Regions from separate parts of the Homo sapiens genome. Here region 2 is linked to region 1. A link is an interaction called in ENCODE POLR2A ChIA-PET data of the cell type or tissue named here. Cell type or tissue: PC-3. All regions are shown on one strand. Links, peaks and the distances in the headings refer to the core of each region. The heading gives the core; the rest is flanking DNA.

What was found. ChIA-PET counts read pairs that join two places held together with the same protein. Peaks named below come from ENCODE experiments on the same cell type or tissue, not always from the same donor. Only the 100,000 strongest peaks of a DNase experiment are listed, where the experiment ranks them.
Region 2: POLR2A ChIA-PET joins it to region 1 with 5 read pairs; 10 of 35 experiments call an interaction of 5 or more read pairs at or near these places.

Annotation. Positions count from the first base shown.
Region 1 is chr7:80,856,685-80,861,093 of GRCh38, reverse strand. The region is part of intron 2 of SEMA3C (semaphorin 3C); the gene reads left to right. Among named protein-coding and RNA genes, the nearest start is that of SEMA3C, 60 kb to the left of the region's middle. In PC-3, for the core only: no CTCF peak of the experiment used is centred there; no DNase peak of the experiment used is centred there; H3K27ac peaks cover 448 bases.
Region 2 is chr7:80,906,476-80,910,884 of GRCh38, reverse strand. All of the region lies in intron 2 of SEMA3C (semaphorin 3C), which reads left to right. Among named protein-coding and RNA genes, the nearest start is that of SEMA3C, 10 kb to the left of the region's middle. In PC-3, for the core only: no CTCF peak of the experiment used is centred there; no DNase peak of the experiment used is centred there.

The sequences.
Region 1 (4,409 bases), core at 158-4,157:
ATGGCAAAGGAATGTTCATATTGGTATGTTCTCATTTTCTCATGTTTGATCAACTGGATAAAGGCCTTTGTTAATTAAGTGAAAATCCATATTATTTCTTTCAATATGCCTTTGATTTAAAGTCACACATAAACTATGTCAACATTACTGGCACTCAATAAACAAACATGAGTTAAAGAAGAATTGTTGAAAGTATGCTTCGAAGGTAACTACAGAAGAAAAGCACTCACCAAGCAGTAGGTCTCCCCAAACAGAATTTTTCAAACCCCACACCTGTCTTTATGGTATCCTATGAAAAGGACCTCATGAGCAAACAGATGTTTGTGTGGGTGGCCTCGTCTTCGCTGTTCATGCCTTTTGATTGAATGCACTTATCCGTTCTGTTTCTGTCACTGCTAGAAGAGTAATGACCATGGGCCCTTGACCTTGGCAGTTTGGGATCTCAAACCTCAACTCTGAATTTTTACCCATTAAGCTTAGATCTTGCTCTCTGATTGAGATCACTTTAACTCTATCAAATGGAAACAGGATAATGTCTCTGTAATACTCAGCTTGGTGAGCAGAGCTCAGGCTATAGTTTTTACTATGTTAAGTCAGTTTTCTCTACCACATTGCCGCTGTGTTTTAAGGGGTGCAGTTGGATCTATTGTATGTCCAGAGCCACATGTTAATGGAAATATGATGGTGCTGCACTGTGAAAGGAGACATGATAGACATGGTAATGTGTCTTGAGGAAGAAATAAAAGTATCATCAAAATATTAAGGCAGAAATTCAAAAATAGTTGGCCATTAGGAGAAGGTTTATAATCTTTTATTAAAAATATTTTTATGATTATAAATTTATACCATTAAACCATGGTCATAGTTTACTTATAGTCATAGGTATAGTTTACTTTAATCATAAAAACTAACCAATAGTTCATTTATTCTTGGAAATAGTATTATTGCTGAATAAGTAGGATAAAAACACTAGTCTATACGTATTTGCTAAGCATACATATTACTAAAAGGATTATTTTAGAAGAACTAAGATATTTGAATAAAAGCTAAGTGGTCGTTCTATAGTCTTTTATATTTTATGCCTATTATTAATTAGAATATTGTTTCCCAAGTTTAAATGAGTTTATAGCACACAGATGAGACATTTTTGAAACCCGATTATTTTAAAAAAAAAAATAGTGTCTAGCAGACTTACAAAGGGACTCCTAAACCAAAACACATGTGAAAGGTGTTAGAGATTGCTAAATTTCAGTTCAGTTCAGAAACATTTTCTGTGCCAGCCAGCCAGCCAGCCACTGAGCTGTCATCACCAAATAAGGCCTCGTGGCTTGCCTCAGAGAGGAGCTTACCATGCAGTGGACTCAAAAGACAGCTAAATGGAGGCTGTCAGCAGACTGTGGCAACAGGAGGGTGCTAAGTTTGAAAATGTGTGCCGCCAAACTATTGTTAATATAGAATACACATACAGAAATCAGCTAAACTTTGCGTTTGACTTAAATCTTTTCTTTTTGTTTTCAACATATGGAATTCAGTTTATGCAGTTGTCTCGAAGTGATTAAGAGAACTAGTTGCTGTCCTGACTTAGAGAGGCTCTTCTGAGCATTTGTGAGCTTACTGGATCACCTGACACTTGGTAGAAATCTTTAGGATGAACTTGAAAATGATAGAGCAGAACAGGTATCCTCTCTAGGGAGCTCATCGGGTACTTTTTCAATACAACCACAAGCTGTAAGACAGGCATAACAAAACTTGATAATATACTTGTTCTAAACAGAAGGAAATGATTTCTACATCTAAAGGCATTAAGGAAAACAAAAAGTTATATAAATATGTATGTATGCATAAACATATAACTAGGATAAACCATTACAGTGGCTCATCTCTATAGGAAAAATAAATATGCTTCTTTGCACCTACACACACACAAACACACATACACACACACACCGTTCTTTTTTTTCTTGAGTTTTCACCACTTTATTTTTTTTTGGATTTATGGTCTAAGAACTAAGGTATGATGAATGCCTGTTTCACGAGGGAGTTTCAAAGGTTTCAAACGATAGGAAAAGATCAAGGAAAGAAAAGAAAAGCCTGAAAAGTTGAAAACTCTTGTAAAGTCTGAGTGTTATAATAAAGAGGACAAATGATGCACCTCTAACCGAGGGGCCCAAACTTTATCCTTTTTAAGATACCATTCTGTTCTACACATCTTGGGTTCAGTTATTCATATGGAGAATTACCTCGAATTCATACTTGCTCTATTTAAAGTGGGAACTAGTCTGGGCCAAAGTACATTTGCTGTAATTAAACACTCCAAGGTCACAAAGGAGGATGTGAAAAGCATGGCCTCTAATATGTATGCATTTTGAATGACTCAACCTGATATAACTCAAGCTTTTTGTTTCTGTTTATCTTAGGTATTTTAAAAATAGCCTTTTCATTTTGTGCACTCTCATTTGAGCATGTGTGATTTGTAAACACACAAAACTAATGCCTATTATTTATTTAATAATTTCCTCATCTTTAAAAATAGGAACTGGAATTCCTCCTCAAAATGTCTGTGGTTTTACAAATTTACAACCTAAAACTCTAATCTCAAACTATCTTAAGAGCAGTACTCTAGCTTATTGTAAATTATTCACAGTTTTTTTCAGTTTGGAATATATCTGGACATCTGTATAACTAAACATTTTCCTCTGGGATCTGGTATCTGGTCATCAGTTAAACCAAATGGAAGCCATACAGGCAAACATATTTGGTCTGTCATGATGTATATCAGTGCTTCTCAAACCTGCTTGAACCTCAGTATCATACGGGAGATTTTTTAAAGTATGCATTTTGAGCCGCACCCAAAGAAACTGTGATCTAGTAGTTTAGAGTACCTGTTTTTGTAAAACTCACCTGAAAGCCTTCCTCCTTATACAAATAACTAGGAGTATAAGCCATCTTGGATAGCAAATACCTAATATTTATTTTCAATATGTCAATGCTAGAAGTGTGATTGAGTCTTTTAGACACATAAAAATATTAAGGTAAATTTTAAGCCATATCATAACATAACAGGATTCCCCATATTATAATCTGATATCTGAATATTATAGAAGTTTTGGTATGGAAAAAAAAGGTCTATTTGAATGAGTTTTCCACTTTATGAACATAGAATATATTTGCCTATATTTAGAAACATCACATACAATAACAAAACATTAATAAGCATGACATGCAACTAAGACACTGTAAGTCTTTTTAGCAAAATTTTGAGCTAGTAAAAATTCTTGGTTTGTTTAGTTAGCAAAGAATATTTAGCTCTTTTACAAATTCTTCATACCAATTCTAACTTGTAACTAATATGATCAAACTATTTTCCCCAATATTACTCTCCTTTTATCAAGGGTCTAGAGAAATGAAATAGCTGACTGTGCTACCTAGAAAATAAGTTTTGATCGATTTAAATGCTTATAAAGATATTCTATTAATTTTTTACAAAGTATTTTTGAATGGGGAGAGACCCCTTTGTAGCACTTTATGGCTACTAATTAAAACAAAATCCTGATAAGCAATTTTCAAAAATTAACATATCTGAAGCAAATATTTTGTCTAATGATAAGCAATTCTGAGATGTCCTGGCTGAATTAGCAGTGAATCATATAATTTATACATTGGATTTTGTTTTTTCTCGTTTTTGTAATTTCTTGCCTTTTTAAAACTTTATTTTAACTGCTAAATTCTTACACAGTATTAATTTGGGGAGGTTTAAGAATATGTGGCATATGAGCACATCCTGAAAATTCAAATTTCCTTCATTAAAGGGCCCGTGTCACTGATGCCAAAACCTGCATGAGAGTGTTTATGTGCTCTTCTTGGGAAAATTGTGCAAATCATGAATTTGACCCTGTTAAGGAACACATATACACATATAACAAGGCAAATAAAACACATTTAATTCGGGAATTAATGAAAGGCAAAGGTGGAGGTCATGAGACACTTTTAAAAAATAGATATTGGTGATGAAATTTGTGAGGTTAGGACCGTAGTGACTGGTCCTCCCATTATGCAGTCGCATGTGGTTGTTAGAATGAAATAAGAGGGAGGAAGAAGGGAGGAAGGGGAGGATGGGGATAATGTTGATTTTCACTTCAAGGTTAATCCTGAGAACTGTAATTTTCATTCCAAATCATGGGGGAGGCAAATGGAATGTCCATTTAGGATGATAGCACCTTGAATTTCAGCCATACTTGGTGGCACAGGGGGCAGAATCTACCCTTGTTCTCCCAAGTCAGGACCTTTAGGCCCAGATTTAAGATTAGGTCCAGTTTCTTTTCAGCCTAGCTCATCAGCAGCAGAGATGTTTGTAGTGGATGAGTTTTATCTAGGAGCAGAAGTGTTGGTAAGATAATGAAATAATGTTT
Region 2 (4,409 bases), core at 151-4,150, 50 kb before region 1:
CTTGCACTGTCTTTTAAAACAAAAGATTCAGATGTTCTTTTTCATGGATATCATTCATTGCATTAAAAAAATGGCACCGAGACACACTCAATTTTTTCTTTCATAAACATCTTTTATATAAGGAGGTTGTAAAAAATAACTTATTTTAAATAAAAAAACTATCACTTTGCTATAATAAAGAACTATCACTTTGGTTTTAGTTCCATTACTGTTAAAAAAAAAAAAAAAAAGAACGAGCATTGGGAAATAGAGCTGTGAGCTTTGGGCAGATTCCAGCACTTTTTTGCCTTCTGCATTTTCATTTATATATTACTGAAGACCTCTGTTGTTAAGGAAAACACATTTAAAGGCAAGGAACAGAAAGGTAAGATGTTCTGTAGCTCAGAGTATGAGTTAGCAAGAAGGGCACATGGAAGGTAGAACTAAGTGCTGAGCCATGTGCTATTTTAGGGTAGCACTAGCCATGAAACAATTTGCTGAGCTGTAAAAGATGGCAAGTATGTTCCACGTTTTAAATTGCAGGCTTTTCAGAAACAATCATTTCAACCCATCCTCCTTATCCAATGAGAATGAGCTGTCTTTAAGCTCTCAATAGGGATATGTTACTTCTGTAAAATGCTTTTTACTTTTCAAATAATTCCCTTATTATTTAATTTATTATAGAATGCCTATGAAGTAAATTGGCATGGAGGCTAAAGCTCTTGGTTAAGGTTCTACAGCTTAATGGTGGCATTGACAAGACTAGAAGACAAAATGGTATAAGAAGAGAAAAATTAATTATGAGCAGTGCTTGTATAGAATCAGAGATACCCTGCAAATGTATGTTACAAAATCTGCAGAAATGCAAGGCTATTAATATGAGTATTAACAACTTGCTTCATGATATTTCTTCTCCAAGTATGTACAACACTGTAGCTTTAACATACCTTACATTTTTAATTAACTGCTGATTTTCAGCAGTAATTTGAGGATCATTATATATCAGGCTTTAAATCTGTTCAACACCATATTTTAAGTGCCTCTCAATTCTCTTTGCGAAGATTGAGGCAATACATAAATAAGAATAATTTATATTTTCATTTATCTCTAATTCATGCAAATTAATGAACATACTAGTCTTGTCTTTCCTTCCCCAAGTTACTGCTCTTGTAATCAAGAGCTCGTTTGATGTGCTATGTACATCAGGATTCCATATTCCCCTTAGTCAATCCCTAGAATATTCCACTCTGCTCATTTATGTATTGCCTTAGAGTGAAAAATCCATTAAAGTAATCTTATGTTCTGGTTTGAACTGATGCCACTGAAAATGCTAAATATTCTTGCCTTACTCAACTTTAACGCTTGCTAGCATTTAAGATTCTTGATAATAAAAGTATAAAACATTCTACCTAATTAATTTCTAAATTACTACCTTAGTACAACTATTTTCTGATAAAAATGATCAGGTACCAGACTTTGAATTTTGAATACAAGATTGCTCTTATATTTAACCTTATTTGTAATATAATGGCTAATGTAAAGTCTCTAGTCTATATGGAATAGATAAACTCAGGGAGTTACAGCAATGTAATTTTACAGAAGATTTCTGTTCCTCAGAGAAGGGAGACAGAATGTTGATCCAGCAGAAAGAAAACCTTAACTCTATGTAGAATTAATAGCTCTGAAGAAGCAACTTCTAAATTATTTTAGGAAAAACTTATTTCCTTATAGATTTTGACTTTCTACAGATAGAATTAATTATGGAGAGAGGATATATATCTGAGTAAAAATAAATGCAGAACTCTCTCACACACACACATACACACACTCACATCGTCTATGAGTAAAATTACATTATATTTGAATACCGTTTTAGTCTTTCCTAAGTGTATACTCTCTTGTATATTCATATAACAAAAACTGTTCAGTCAGAAAAAAGCTGTTGTATTCCTGGTATCATTTTAAATGCATTATTTATATGTTTTCTTATTTTAAATTTATGAATAACCACAGATTTGTAATTATATAATTGGATCATTAGTTTGGTGAACACTTTATTACTTAAAACATTATTGTAACACTTATATAGTGACAGCTTTTAGTGCAAGCAAGCTGAGGACCAGGACAAGAAACTCTGGTGACTTGTGAATTTGAGCCCTGTCTCCCTCCCATTTTTCTGACAGCTGGTGATAGTGAGAACAAAATGAGTTGTTGAATAGCAACCCGCAAAAAGGAAGTAATCCATCCCTAGCACAGATAACGGGGATGTAAAGGGAGTCAATGGGGCACATAATATGTAAAGCATCAATAAGATAAGTACCTAAATTTGCTCTCTACGCCTGCTTTTCTTTTTTTCCAGCCAGCGAAGTCTTGCAACCCAAGTTGCTAGTGTTACTATAGTTAGCGTCAGTTGCCAAAGAGCGAGCAGAATCTCAATTATAGCATATGAAATGTAGTCTTTAATTATGTGCTTCAGTTTTCCAAAATCCTCATTTCACAAAAGTTAAATTAGAAAAGACCTTTTCTCTTTTGTAAATAGACATAACTTTGTACAAACTGTGTGAAGTACACCAAGCTGGCACTTCATTCATCGCTGAAATTTGATAGTGAACACAACGGGTCTGAAGATTTTAAGACAGCAGTAACAAAATTAGAAACTGAGAGTAAGGGGAGTTGAACGTCCTAGTATTCTTGCTTGACCTTCCTTGTAATTGAGTCAAGTAGAAATAATATATGTGATCACAGTTTATTTTAAATGATACAGACTATTACATGTGAAAAGACAATTCCAATGCAACTATAATTCTTAAGACAGGGATCTCTTGTTTAATGGAATTAGTGAGTAGTAGCAAAGTGGTTATAAAATTGGCTTGTATAAATATTATACAAATGATATTTTTCTATTGAATTTCGTTACATAATTAGAGTCCATGTGTAAACAAACTATTCAACAGCCTGAATTGAACAACTTTTAATAAAGAAACTTAACAGGATGATAAGGCATGCAGAAGTTTAGATATGGTATGGTGGATACGTTGGAGCCTTTTAAATAACATGTCTGCCCTTGTAGATAGATGTACGCTAGTTATCATAACTCAAGCAGAAGAAAAACCTTATGACTTAAATTACCCCTTGATTTGAAAAGAATTATCGAATAATTTAATTTGTGTCAGTTGCCAGTCAGAGCCCTAAGTATTCTCTAAACAGTCTAGTTCTGTATTCACAACTAAACATTATTACATACTAATGATGCAGTTAATAGGAAGAGATTGGAGTCTCATTGCCATTATATAGGAATCTGACATTAAATAGAACCACCCTTATAGATTGTTTATAAAAACAATCTTTCTGGCATCAAAAGCCTCCAACTTTGTTGGTCCATCCAGCCAGATTGTCGCTCCATAAATTCAGGCTCAAGGGCTTTTTCCTTTCTCCTGAACAGTAATGCTCAAAACATTCCAAGAGACCAGAACATTAAGCAGGAATAAAACAATGAGTGTATTATCATCACCAAAAGAGCATTTTGAATTTTATTAGAAGAAACCAATTAAGATGTTATTTTCAAGCAGAGGGCTTGGCATGGCTTCAGAAAGTTACTTTCCGGAGTCGGGCAGGGGTTTAGCTGGCACAGAGAGCGGATCTTTAGCTTAGAGTTTTGACAGCTTTAATGCACATGCAACTGGAATTTTTTTTCTTTAAGCTGATTCTTTTAAAAGCCATGCTTCCTGCCACTGTTTCACATAATTGCATCAATTCCATTTTCCATTAGTAGTCAAAACCTGCTGATGTGACTGGAGTTTTAAAACTTTTGTGTAAAAATCTAATTATGTACATTTTTTCAGAGGAAACTGATAATGAATATGAACTATGCAGCTGTATTTTCTATTTTGATATCTAAAGTACAGTAAGCAAAGGGTTCTATATGCTAGTATTATAACCTTTGGTTATTCATTTAATTATATTGACAACAGTGGTATAATCAATTTTCTATGATAGAAGAAAAAGCATTCAGTAAGCTTTACTTTGTGGAAGAAAAAGCAGCCCCTACCGCTTGGCTACAGAATAATGAAATATTCTGGTTTTAGGTGAAAGGAAATGCTTGCCTCTCCCCTTATATCTATAGTATTCCTTTTATAATGTTTTTATTTTCAACAGCTTGTCTGCATAGAATATTTTATAATGATCTACACTGGTATATTTCTTCTGACATCTACCTTCTACTCTTCTGATAATGTATTCAACACTTTTAATACGCATAATTATATGTAGACATTTCAGATACTACACTAGAGACTTATAAAATATACTATCTAGCAATTGATCTCTTGTATTTGTTTTCCTTTCTTCCCTCTCTTTTTTTTCTCTTCTTTTTTACTGACATGAGAAAAAGATGATCAAGCTTAGTCTGGAATTATTCATGAAATGGTGAA